Linked DNA regions of Homo sapiens: region 2 is linked to region 1. The links are chromatin loops, found by intact Hi-C in ENCODE. Cell type or tissue: HCT116. All regions are shown on one strand. Links, peaks and the distances in the headings refer to the core of each region. The heading gives the core; the rest is flanking DNA.

Region 1 (6,392 bases), core at 611-5,610:
GCACCACCACGCCCGGCTAATTTTTATATTTTTGGTAGAGATGGGCTTTCACCATATTGGTTAGGATGGTCTTAAACTCCTGACCTCGTGATCCTCCCGCCTCAGCCTCCCAAAGTGCTGGGATTACAGGCGTGAGCCACCGCGTCCGGCCCCTACTTGCTCTTTCTCCTTGGTACCGGGTCCATTCTTTGTTATGGTTCCCCTTTGCCTTCAGTTATTATGCTTATCCCCATGTTTCCCCATAGGAGGGCCTCACACTCAAAGACCATATCTTATCTACCTTTGTATTCTTAGCACCTTGTACTTTGCATTCTTAACATCTTGGAGTAAAATCACCCAAGCAAGTTGAAAAAAATCTGATCCTTCTGCACTTTCCCCAAGGTAAGTGGGCAAACCAGAGGAGTCTAAGAGGGTGGATTAACTCTGTGAGTTGCGGGGCTAGAGTTTAGATTGGAGCAAGCAAGCCTGCCCTGCCCCGGCTGTGAGGTGGAGACAGGAAGGTGCTGTAAAGTTGGTAATTGTTACCAACTGCATTCATTATTCATTTGAAACTAGCTAGAAGTGGAACAGGGCACTGAAATAAGACTGATTCCCACAATACAGGAAACCTTTGACATGGTTTTGAATGTTTACAAGAGACCTATGTAAGTCATACACAATTTTGCTGAGGAATGAATTTTAATTACATGCCTTGAAATGAATGAGCCCTTATTTAGAGAGTGCATCAACCCTCCTCCCTGCTGGAGTTACACAAGCACTGGGTCCAACACTTCCTAGCTATGTGACCTTGGCCTTGGTTTTTCTCATCTGTAGTTGTGATGGTTAAATGAGATAATGTGTGAAAAATGCCTGGCACTGCCTGATGGATAAATATCCAATAAATGGTGACTATCAACACTAACAAAACTTTCGTAAGGGTCATTCAGTAGGATCACTACTTGATCCCCCCTCTCCGCCCCAGTTATACCTTCTATATAGAAGCTAGTGTGGAAACTGAGAACTTGCAAAGGTCTTAAGACACACCTGTGAACATTAATGACCTGCTGTTTCCAGAATGCCGAGCAACTCAGGGCCCCAGAACTATTCTTTCACCCCTCCCAGCTTCTGCATCTCCATCTGCTGTTCCAGATGCTCTGTAGCCACAATCTGTGCTTCTCTTCATAGTGGTCACCAACTCAAACTTCAAGGGCCAATCCATGCAAAGGTAGTGTAAGATAGAGGTTAGGAACATTGGTTGGGGAGTTGGACTCGAGTGAACACACTAAATCTACCACTTACTTGCTCTGTGGCAAGCTATTTAACTCAGTTTCTCCATCTGTAAATTGGGGACAATAATAGTAAATACCTTGGAGAGTTAATATAAGGATTAAATGAGATCATGTTTATTAGATACTTAGGGCAATGGTGTGGGCATTCAATACATGGTATTAGCTATTATTTCTATTTAAAAGTGAAGTGTGGGCCAGGTGCAGCAGCTTACGCCTGTAATCCCAGCATTTTGGGAGGCTGAGATTGGAGGATCGCTTGAGGTCAGGAGTTTAAGACCAACCTGTTCAACACAGTGAGACCCCATCTCAAATAATAATAATAATAATATAATAAAATAAAAGTGAAGTGTTACATTCATTGTAGACAGTCTCCCAAAGGAGGTAAAGTTAATTGTTACCATGGCTGACACTTTTAGTTGTCTCTTTCTCATGATAATTATATATTATTATTATTATTATTATTATTATTATTTGAGACAGAGTCTCATTCTGTCGCTCAGGATGGAGTGCAATGGCACCATCTCAGCTCACTGCAACCTCCGCCTCCTAGCTTCAAGCGATTCTCCTGCCTCAGCCTCCTTAGTAGCTGGGATTACAGGCGCATGCCACCATGCCCGGCTTTTTTGTATTTTTACAAAAATAGTAGAGACGGGGTTTCACCATGTTAGTCAGGCTGGTCTCGAACTCCTGGCTTCAGGTGATCTGCCCTCCTTGGCCTCTCAAAGTGCGGGATTACAGGCGTGAGCCACCGTGCCTGGCCTGGTAGTTATTTTATAAAACTAGCATATATTCAGATCCTATGGCAGCCAGGCATGAGATACATACAATTTCTTATAACCTCCTTGGTCACCTTCTGAGGTTAGTATTATTCCTTCCTTTTTTTATTTTTTGAGATGGAGTCTTGCTCTGTTGCCCAGGCTAGAGTGCAGTGGTGCGATCTCGGCTCACTGCAACCTCTGCCTCCTGGGTTCAAGCTATTCTCCTGCCTCAAACTCCCGAGTAGCTGGGATTACAGGCGCCCACCACCACACCCGGCTAATTTTTGTATTTTTTTGTAGAGAAGAGGTTTCACCATATTGGCCAGGCTGGTCTTGAACACCTGACCTCAGGTGATCCACCTGCCTCGGCCTCCCAAAGTGCTGGGATTACAGGTGTGAGCCACCACGCCCAGCCAGAGGTTGGTATTATTCTTATTTCCACACATAAACAACAGAGGCCCAGAGAGGTTAATAACTTACCTAAGATAACACAGCTAGTGAACATCAGAAGTGGAGCTTGAACTTAAAGTCAACACCAAAATCCAGACTTCTTCCACTATCCCATGCTTCCTACATTTTCTTGTGTGTCAACATGTCTTTTTTCAAACTCACCTCTAAATGCAGGAGCTACACTTGCTTCCTGTTGTCATGTCTCACACATGCCTGGTAGATGTTCTATAAGCATGGATTAGACAGAAGGTGGAGAACTCCTGTAAATAAACCTAAACTAGAATTGCCACATAAAGACAAGACACTTTAGTTAAATTTGAATTTCAAAAAAACAAAAAATAATTTTTAGCATAAGTATGACACAGACATTATTCGGACATAAACTAAAAAATTATTTTTTATCTGAAATTTACATTTAACTGGGCATTCTGTTTTTTTTGTTTTGTTTTGTTTTTTTTTTATGGGATGGAATCTTGCTCAGTCGCCCAGGCTGGAGTGCAGTGGCACGATCTCGGCTCACTGCAAGCTCCGCCTCCCGGGTTCACGCCATTCTCCTGCCTCAGTCTCCCGAGTAGCTGGGACTACAGGCGCCCGCCACCACGCCCAGCTAATTTTTTGTATTTTTAGTAGAGACGGGGTTTCACCGTGTTAGCCAGGATGGTCTCCATCTCCTGACCTTGTGATCCGCCCGCCTCGGCCTCCCAAAGTGCTGGGATTACAGGCGTGAGCCACCGCGCCTGGCCCGGCATTCTGTGTTTGTATTTGCTGTATCTGGCAACCTTATCCTAAATTCTGAGATTGGTCTTGAAAGGGACAGCTTCCTCCAGGGAGCTCCAGACGGGAGAAGGCTGCTATGGCCACTCACTCGCACTCGAGGCAGAGGAGCCTGAGCTGCTCTGGGGGCAGGGATTGGGGCCTGGTAACCTGGACACACCTGCCATTCCTTCAGCTTTATCTGTTCACATCGTAAGCCAAAGCAGCGACCACTGATGAGCTGAAAGCGCCATCTGGAGGCCTTTACAGGTAGTACAGTGGCCACGGGCCATCCCACAAGATCCAGGACTTGGGGAGCAGAGAAATGCCAAACCAGACAGAGACCACGCAGAAGAGGAAGCCAGCCTGGAGGTGGCCAGGGGCAGGGGAAGATGGATCTTCCTGGCATTTTCGGTTTTCAGCAGCTGCTGCTCTGGCCGCCTGGGGGTGAAGTCACTCTCCACAGGAGGTTACTGGCTAGGGCTTCACGTTCCTGGAATCCTCTGCCTCTCCAGCTGTTCCCAGCTCTTCCCCAGGCTGGAATTCATGGCCTTAGGAGAAGCACCATAACCTGGGTTGGCTGAGGGTATTAGGGCTCATGCTTGAGGGTAGTTTTAAAAATCTTCACCCTCCGTCCTCAGAGGCTCATCAGTCATGATTATCTTCCAAGACAGAACAGTCTTTAATCCCATGGGCCAATAGTTACAGGGAATTTCAGCCCCACTCCAACCTTAAATCAGTAACACATACGTGTATAGCAAAGTACTTAGCATACAGTAGGCGTTTAATAAGCATTACTTCCCTTTTCCCTCTGGATTGAATGCCTCTCCTCCTCACCTCCATCTCATCTTCCCAGGCTCTTTGTATGTGATATGAAAGGCTACCCTTAGCATCTCCTTCTTCCTCAGTCTGGGGGCACAGGCACTGAGGACAGTCGCTCCTGGTGAACTGACCTCCCAAGCGGGCATGGCCTGCCACATCCCCAATCCTTTCGGAGCAGCAGAAGGCCAGATTCTCAGCATCTCTGTCAGCTCAGGGTTCAGATCCCGGGTCTGACTGTGGAGAGATGAACAGAAAGGCTGTGGCAGGTAATCCAGAAAAACAAAACGATGAAATAAATTTAAGGGACGCAACAATGAGTGTGGAAGGGAGGCAAAAAAGATTGAGAGGTTGGGAAGTAGACGTCTGGAGGGAAGATGTGTCCAAGACAGTTAATCCCCAAAGTCGCTCCTTTCACTCACTCTCAGGAAACTCACCTCACAGCCCCCGAAACGCCTTGCTCTGTGGGGGAAGAGGCTGTCTGAGGGCCGGGGAGGATCCCAGGCTCTTGGAGAACCCAGGCAAGGGCAGCAGTTCTGCTTGCTGCTCAGCGAGGGCCTGCGTCGGTCACCTAACAGGCTGGCTGGGATTCTTGACTGTCCTGGATGTAACGCGCTACGGAGGGAAGGTGCCCCAGCTGCTCTCCGGAAGTCCTGAGGGGACTCCTGGGCACATGCTGAGTTCATCAGCTGCTCAGGTTATCAAGAGCTAGCGGGGCATTGTCTTTGCTTCTGCAAAGCCCCTTTGGTCCTTTCCTCTGCATGGGTGAGCACTCTCTCTGGGCACCTTCAGTCAGAAAACTCCATTCTGGAGGGTTGGTGCCACATTTTAAGATAAGGATGGTGGCCGGGAGCGGTGGCTCACACCCGTAATCCCAGCACTTTGGGAGGCTGAGGTGGGCGGATCACTTGAAGCCATGTGTTCGAGACCAGCCTGGCCAACACGGTGAAATCTCGTCTCTACTAAAAACACAAAAATTAGCTGGGCACAGTGGTAGGTGCCTGTAATCCCAGCTACTCAGGAGGTTGAGGCAGGAGAATCGCTTGAAGCCAGGAGTCGAAGGTTGCAGTGAGCCCAGATTGTGCCACTGCACTCCAGCCTGGGGGACAGAATGAGATTCCATCTCAAAAAAAAAAAAAGCAAGTTCTTAGGCCCCACATCAAAACTACTGAATCAGAAACTTTGGTGTGGCGCTTAGCAAGCTGGGCTTAAACAAGTCCTCCAGGTGATTCTGATTCATGCTAAACTCTGAGAACAACCCTGAAAGCATGAATGTAGTGGGCAGAAGTAAAGACTGCAATAATGTGTGAAATTGGAAGAGCTGTTTATGAATAAGATTGTTCTGTGTGCCTTCATAGGAAGAGTTAGGATAAAGGGGCACAAGCTGAAGATAGATAATTTAGTTTCAGTTAAGGAAATGATACTGAATAAATAGAACTTGCGGGGAGTGTGATATATGCCTGCTGAAGGCACGCCGTCACTGGGCTAAACATCCTGCGTCCTGAGTTAGATGATTGGTTAGGGATGTGGTAGAAATTTCTGCAGAGGTTTAATTAGATGTGTGCAAGAAATCTGCAAACTCAGAAAAGCCATGATTTCATTCTTCTTGCAAATCTTTTCTTCTTCAGCTCTTTATCAAGAGCCAGGGCAAACTTTTGGTTGTTCTGCCATTCCCAAGAACCTCTTTCAGCTGAGCATTTATAGCTTTTTGTTACAAACAGGCAAATACTGAGGGCAGGTGGCTATTCTAGCCTGCTGGGCAGGATTTTCTCAGGACTGTTCCATTCTGGACCAGCTGTGCAGCAGCTTAGAGAACAACTTCCTCTACCACCATTCTGGAACTTCCTTATTTTCTTGCTTATGCTGAATGTCCTATTTCCTTCATCCCATGTCTTGTTTTTTTTTTTTTTTTGAGACAGGGTCTCGCTCTGTGTCACCCAGGCTGGAGTGAGTGGCAGGATCTCAGCTCACTGCAGCCTCTGCCTCCCAGGCTCAAGCGATCCTCGTGCCTCAGCCTCCCAAGTAGCTGGGACTACAGGCACATGCCACCACTTCCAGCTAAGTTTTGTATTTTTAGTAGAGACGGGGTTTTACCATGTTGGCCAGGCTGGTCTTGAACTCCTGACCTCAAGTGACCCACCTGCCTCGGCCTCCCAAAGTGTTGGGATTATAGGCGTGAGCCACCGTGCCTGGCCCATGTCTTTTTATTATTCATTTTGGTGGAGCACACTCTCAAATGGACTCTCTAATAGGTTCCAAGGAAGGTCAATCTTTTCAATCTTGCATGTCTGAAAATGACTTTCTTCTATAATACCTTAACAGTTGGTTGAAAGTTTGGCTGGGT
Region 2 (6,392 bases), core at 782-5,781, 230 kb before region 1:
AGCGTGAGCTGAGATCGCGCCACTGCACTCTAGCCTGAGCAACAGAGCAAGACTCTGCCAAACAAAACAAAACAAAACAAACAAAAACATAACCCCAATCTGGAGACAACCCAAAAGTCCATACGATCTAGTGTTACGTGCTTACAGGGGTGCTATGTAGCAATGGCAAACAAATTAACCACAATCACACACATTGACAGAACAATGTTGATCAAAAGAGAGCAGTCACAGAAGGAAACACTATGATTCTCTTTGTTAAAGTTCAACATGGAAAAAATTAAGCTCTATTGTTCTTGGCCCCATAAGAAGGTGGTAAAACCATGAAAAAAAGGCAAGGCAATGATTAACCCCAGGGTCAGGATAGTGGCTCCTTGAGGGAAGAGGGTGGATGATGTGGTCAGGGATGAGCTTTAAAAGTACCAGCACTGTTGTAGCGGACATCATAGAGGTTCACTTCATTTATTTATTTATTTTCTCTTTGAGACGGAGTTTCGCTCTTGTCACCCAGGCTGGAGTGCAATGATGCAACCTCAGCTCACTTTAACAAACTAGCCAGCACGGGTTCAAGCAATTCTTCTGCCTCAGCCTCCCAGGTTCAAGCAATTCTTCTGCCTCAGCCTCCCGAGTAGCTGGGATTACAGGTGCCTGCCACCATGCCAGGCTAATTTTTGTATTTTTGGTAGAGTCAGGGTTTCACCACATTGTCCAGGCTGGTCTCGAACTCCTGACCTCAGGTGATCCATCCGCCTCGGCCTCCCAAAGTGCTGGGATTACAGGTGTGAGCCACTGAGCCCAGCCTAGATGTTCACTTTAAACATTACAAATATGTATGTATTAAATGTGTGTATCTCACGGTAAATATTTTAAATCAATTGATATCACATGATGATCACTGGCATTGCTGTCTATTTTCAATATATTATTAAGGAGAAAAAGCAAGATGCAGAATAACATATAATATGCTACCATTTCTAGTAAAAATGATGAGCAAAAGAATATGTCAGTACTTGGCTGGCCGCAGTGGCTCATGCCTGTAATCCCAGCACTTTGGGAGGCCGAGGCAGGCAGATCACAAGGTCAGGAGATCGAGACCGTCCTGGCTAACACGGTGAAACCCTGTCTTTACTAAAAATACAAAAAATTAGCCAGGCGTGGTTGCAGGTGGCTGTAGTCCCAGCTACTTGGGGGACTGAGGCAGGAGAATGGCGTGAACCTGCGAGGCGGAGCTTGCAGTGAGCCAAGATTGCACCACTGCACTCCAGCCTGGGCAACAGAGCGTGACTCCATCTCAAAAAATAAAATAAAATATGTCAGCACTTGTTTGCATATGCATAAACTATCTCTAGAGTACTATAGAAGAAACTAACAATGATCACTGGCTGAGAGAGGGGCCAGCAGGAAGGGAGACAGGGGTAAGAGGGGCCTGATCTCTTATCTCTGTATGCTTTTTTTTTTTAAATTCTTTTTGATTTAGACATGGCTATCACAGAATTTCTATGCCTTTTTATACAATTTATAAAGGATAATATTTTAGTATTAGTAATACAAGAACAATTCCAGTATTACTAATACTAAAATCAATCCCTCCCTCCCTTCCTTCCTTCCTTCCTTCCTTCCTTCCTTCCTTCCTTCCTTCCTTCTTTCCTTCCTTTTTCTTGAGACAGGGTCTCATTGTGTCACCCAGACTGGAGTGCAATGGTGCAATCATGGCTCACTGCAGCCTTAACCTCCTGGGCTCCAGTGGTCCTCCTACCTCAGCCTCCTGAGTACCTGGGACTACAGGTGCACACCACCACTCTTGGCTAATACTTTTGAATTTTCTTTGCAGAGATGCAGGTCTTATCTTACCATATTGCCCGGGCTGGTCTCAGACTCCTAGGCTCAAACAATCTGCCCACCTTGGCCTCCCAAAGTGCTAGGATTACAGGTGTGAGTCATTGCACCCGGCCAAAGTATTTCTTAAAGCCCTATACATCAGGAAATTTAAAAATACTCCTAAATAACATCTGCATTAAAGAGAAAATCACACTGGAAATTATAAATCCTTTAAAAATGTACTGCAGCTAGAGCATCACATAGCAAAAACTGTGGCTTTAGATGGGCTATCTTAAATGTTCAATAATCTGATGGGCAAAAAAGAAAATCTCATTTAATTTGCTTTGTTTGATTAGTATTGAGTTTGAGCACCTTTCTCTTTTTTTCTCTTTCTTTTCTCCTCCTCCTTTTTCTTCTTTTTTGATTTAGATTTTTCTGTCAACTTCCTGGTCACATCCTTTGTCAATTTAAAACATTGTCAGAACTCTGTATATGTTCTGAATAGTAATTTCGTCAACAGTTTTTTCCCCTCACTCCCTTTTCCTTTAAATTTGATTATTTTAGTATTTCTTTTAACTCAAGTTTTAAATTTTATGAACGCAAATCTCTCAGTCTTTTATAGCTCCCATTGTTTGTTTGTTTTTGAGATGGAGTCTTGCTCTATTGCCCAGGCTGGAGTGCAGTGGAGCGATCTCGGCTCACTGCAACCTCTGCCTCCCGGGATCAAGTGATTCTCCTGCCTCAACCTCTGGAGTAGCTGGGATTACAGGCGCACACCACCATGCCTGGCTAATTTTTTTTTTTTTTTTTTTTTTTTTTTGAGACGGAGTCTCACTCTGTCGCCCAGGCTGGAGTGCAGTGGCGCGATCTTGGCTCACTGCAAGCTCCGCCTCCCGAGTTCACGCCATTCTCCTGCCTCAGCCTCCCGAGTAGCTGAGACTGCAGGCGCCCGCCACCATGCTCGGCTAATTTTTTTTGTATTTTTAGTAGAGACGGGGTTTCACCATGTTGGTCAGGAGGTCTCCATCTCCTGACCTCGTGATCCACCCACCTCGGCCTCCCAAAGTGCTGGGATTACAGGCATAAGCCACCGTCCCTGGCCCAGCCACCGCTCCCGACCCAGCTCCTGGGTTTTGTATTTTGTTGAGGAAGGCATTTACTACCCCAATATTAATAAAATATAGTTTAAATATTTAATATTTCAACTTTTTTCTCTAAATGTTTAATCGTTTTACCACCTGTGTTTGATGTGATGGGGTAGAAGATTCAATCTAATGTTATTTTTTCCTTCAGTGGATAGCCAATTATTTCATACAATTTATTGAAAAAACCACTCTTCCTTCGAGACCTTAAATGCCACCACTATCATAAGCTACATTTATATTGCAAAATCGATTTATATTTATAAACTTTCTGTATATTTAGATCTACATTTTCATATATGGCAGGGAAAATTCCTACTCATAATCTTTTTAAAGATTTTTTTTTTTTGGCTGTTATTGAACATTTCTCTTCCAAAAGAGAATCAGAATTCTCCAATTCCAATTTTAAAACCCTATTAAGATTTTATTAGGATTGTATTAAACTTATAGACTAATTTGATTGTCTCACATGACAACAGCAGAGAAACTGCTTTTCCTGAACGACGTGAGTGCCACATCTGTGTGGCTTTCCATTCAGTTTTTCATGTGTGAATTTTGGTTACTTGCTTTTGACAGGCAATCTCAGAGAGCCCTCGCTCTGTCTGAATTGTCCACAAGGGGTCCCCAATATCCAAAGTATGGATGGTGCTTATAGTGAGCTCCCCTCTCAGTCTTTGCATAGGCACTGTTATTTCAAAATGGCAAGCAGGCTCAGATTATTAAGGTTCAATTAACTTGCATTATTTGCATGTAGAAATGCAGTAGTGATCCTAACCAACCTGGTTTAATCACCTCGACAGATTGAAAGAAGCTTTCCATTTACTCTGCAAAACATACTGACCAGTGGGCAAAGCCCACTGAAATCCCACAGCTAGTGGCTACTCTGAAGCAATCGCACACACGTGACTCTCCCACTGGGTTGCCAAGAATCAGTTGTGTTTTTTTCTCAAATCTGTGTTTGCTGATTGTACAGGTATTCTAATCACCTTGTTGTTATCAGGTGGGAGCAGAAGGCCAGGTTCCCCACAGAGCCCCCATTAACACCCTGGGAGGAGCACCTCATTACATTTGGGCAGGGGTGTTAAGTTCAGGCTCCCCACTAGCCTCTGCTGACACACCGTGGCTGGGGAGGAGTGCTTCCTACGTGGTCTCCAGTGACACTGCGGGTGTGGGACTTTCTGATGCTAGGGATTTCTATTCTGAACACTTTATGTAAATGGAATCATAACATATGTGGCCTTTTGTGCCTGACTTCTTCACTTACCGTAATGTTTTCAAGGTTTATCCATGTTGTAGCATACATCAGGACTTCATTCCTTTACATTGTAGATGTACTACATTTTGGGCCAGGTGTGGTGGCTCACGCCTGTAATCCCAGCACTTTGGGAGGCCGAGGCGGGTGGATCACCTGAGGTCAGGAGTTCAAGACCAGCCTGACCAACATGGTGAAACCCTGTCTCTACTAAAAATACAAAAAATTAGCCAGGGGTGGTGGTGGGCACCTGTAATCCCAGCTACTCGGGAAGCTGGGGCAGGAGAATCACTTGAACCTGGGAGGCAGAGGTTGCAGTGAGCCGAGAGTGCGCCACTGCACTCCATCCTGGGCGACAAGAGTGAGACTCCGTCTCAAAAAAAAAAAAAGGTGTACTATATTTTGATAATTTTCTTTGTTTTGTGTTTTTTTTTTTTTGAGATGGAGTCTCACTGTCACCCAGGCTGGAGTGCAGTGGCGTAATCTCAGCTCACTGCAACCTCTGCTTCCTGAGTTCAAGTGATTCTCCTGCCTCAGCCTCCCGAGTAGCTGGGACTACAGGCGTGCGCCACCACGCCTGGCTAATTTTTGTATTTTTAGTAGGGACAGGGTTTCACCATGTTGGCCAGGATGGTCTCAATCTCTTGACCTCATGATCCACCCACCTTGGCCTCCCAAAGTGTTGGGATTACAGGCGTGAGCCACTGCACCCGGCTGATAATTTTCCATTGCATGGATGTGTACTACATTTTGTTTATCCATTCATCAGTTCATGGACATTTGGGTTGTTTCCATTTTTGGCTATTATGAATAATGCTGCAATGAACATTCATGTACAGGTTTTTGTGTGGATACGTTTTCATTTCTCTTAGTTATATACCTAGGAGCGGAATTGCTGGGTCATGTGGTAATTACGTTTAGCCTTTTGAGGAATTAGCAGACTGTTTTCCAGAGTGACTGCAAACTTTACATTCCCAGCAGCAAACTTATAAGAGTTCCTATTTCCTTTGGGAGGCCAAGGTGGGCGGATCACGAGGTCGGGAGATGAGACCATCCTTGCTAACACAGTGAAACCCTGCCTCTACTAAAAATACAAACAATTAGCCGGGCGTTGTGGTGGGCGCTTGTAGTCCCAGCTACTCGGGAGGCTGAGGCAGGAGAATGGCCTGAACCTGGGAGGCGGAGCTTGCAGTGAGCGGAGATCGCGCCACTCGCTCCAGCCTGGGCGACAAAGCGAGACTGTCTCAAAAAACAAACAAACAAACAAACAAACAAAGTTTCTATTTCTCCAAATTCTTGTCAACTCTTGTTAGTGTCCATCTTTTTTTTTTATCTTAGTAGGTATGAAGTGGTTCTCATTGTAGGGGTTTTCTTTCTTGTATTTTATTCTTATTTTTAGAGCAGTTTTAGTTTTTTTTTGTTTTTGTTTTTGTTTTTTTAATTGATAGGAGAGTACAGGGAGTTCGCATATACCTTCTCTCCCTGGGCACACAATTTCCCTTACTGTTTTTTTTTCTTTTTTTTTTCGAGATGGAGTCTCACTCTGTCGCCCAGGCTGGAGTGCAGTGGCGTGATCTCAGCTCACTGCAACCTCCACCTCACGGATTCAAGCGATTCTCCTGCCTCAGCCTCCCAAGTAGCTGGGATTACAGGCGTGTGCCACCATGCCTGGCTAATTTTTGTATTTTTAGTAGAGACGGGGTTTCACCATGTTGGTCAGGCTGGTCTCAATCTCCTGAACTCGTGATCCTCCCACCTCAGCCTCCCAAAGTGCTAGGATTACAGGCATGAGCCACCAGGCCTGGCCCTTTTTTTTTTTTTTTGACAGGGTTTCACTCTGTTGCTCAGGCTGGGGTACAGTGATGTGATCATGGCTCACTGCAGCCTCAACCTCCTGGGCTCAGGTGATCTTCCCACCTCAGCTTCCTGAGTAGTGGGGACCACAGATGCAAGCCACCATGCCTGGCTAATTTTTAAATTTTTTGTGGAGATAGGAGTTCACCATGTTGCCTAGGCTGGTCTCAAACTTCTGGATTCAAGCGATCCCCTCGCCTGTAGTCTGTTTTGAATTAATTTTGGTATATGGTGTGAGGTAGTCACCTAACTTCATTTTTTGGCAAGCATGTATCCAGTAGTCCCAAAACAATTTGTTGAAGGGACCATTTTTCCCCATTCAATTGTCT

What was found. Hi-C counts contacts between places; a loop is a spot of excess contacts. Peaks named below come from ENCODE experiments on the same cell type or tissue, not always from the same donor. Only the 100,000 strongest peaks of a DNase experiment are listed, where the experiment ranks them.
Region 2: it touches region 1 in a loop (3-fold over the local background); 28 of 110 quality-filtered maps call a loop at or near these places.

The regions. Positions count from the first base shown.
Region 1 is chr2:26,958,988-26,965,379 of GRCh38, reverse strand. It overlaps LOC124905979 (a long non-coding RNA gene), which reads left to right and starts at 308. Exons shown (of 3, transcript XR_007086251.1): 1 at 308-381. In HCT116, for the core only: CTCF peaks have their summits at 3,297 and 3,500 (motif pointing left); a DNase peak (open chromatin) is centred at 3,449; H3K27ac peaks cover 381 bases.
Region 2 is chr2:27,188,898-27,195,289 of GRCh38, reverse strand. No RefSeq gene overlaps it. Among named protein-coding and RNA genes, the nearest start is that of ATRAID, 20 kb to the left of the region's middle. In HCT116, for the core only: a CTCF peak has its summit at 3,576 (motif pointing right); a DNase peak (open chromatin) is centred at 3,569.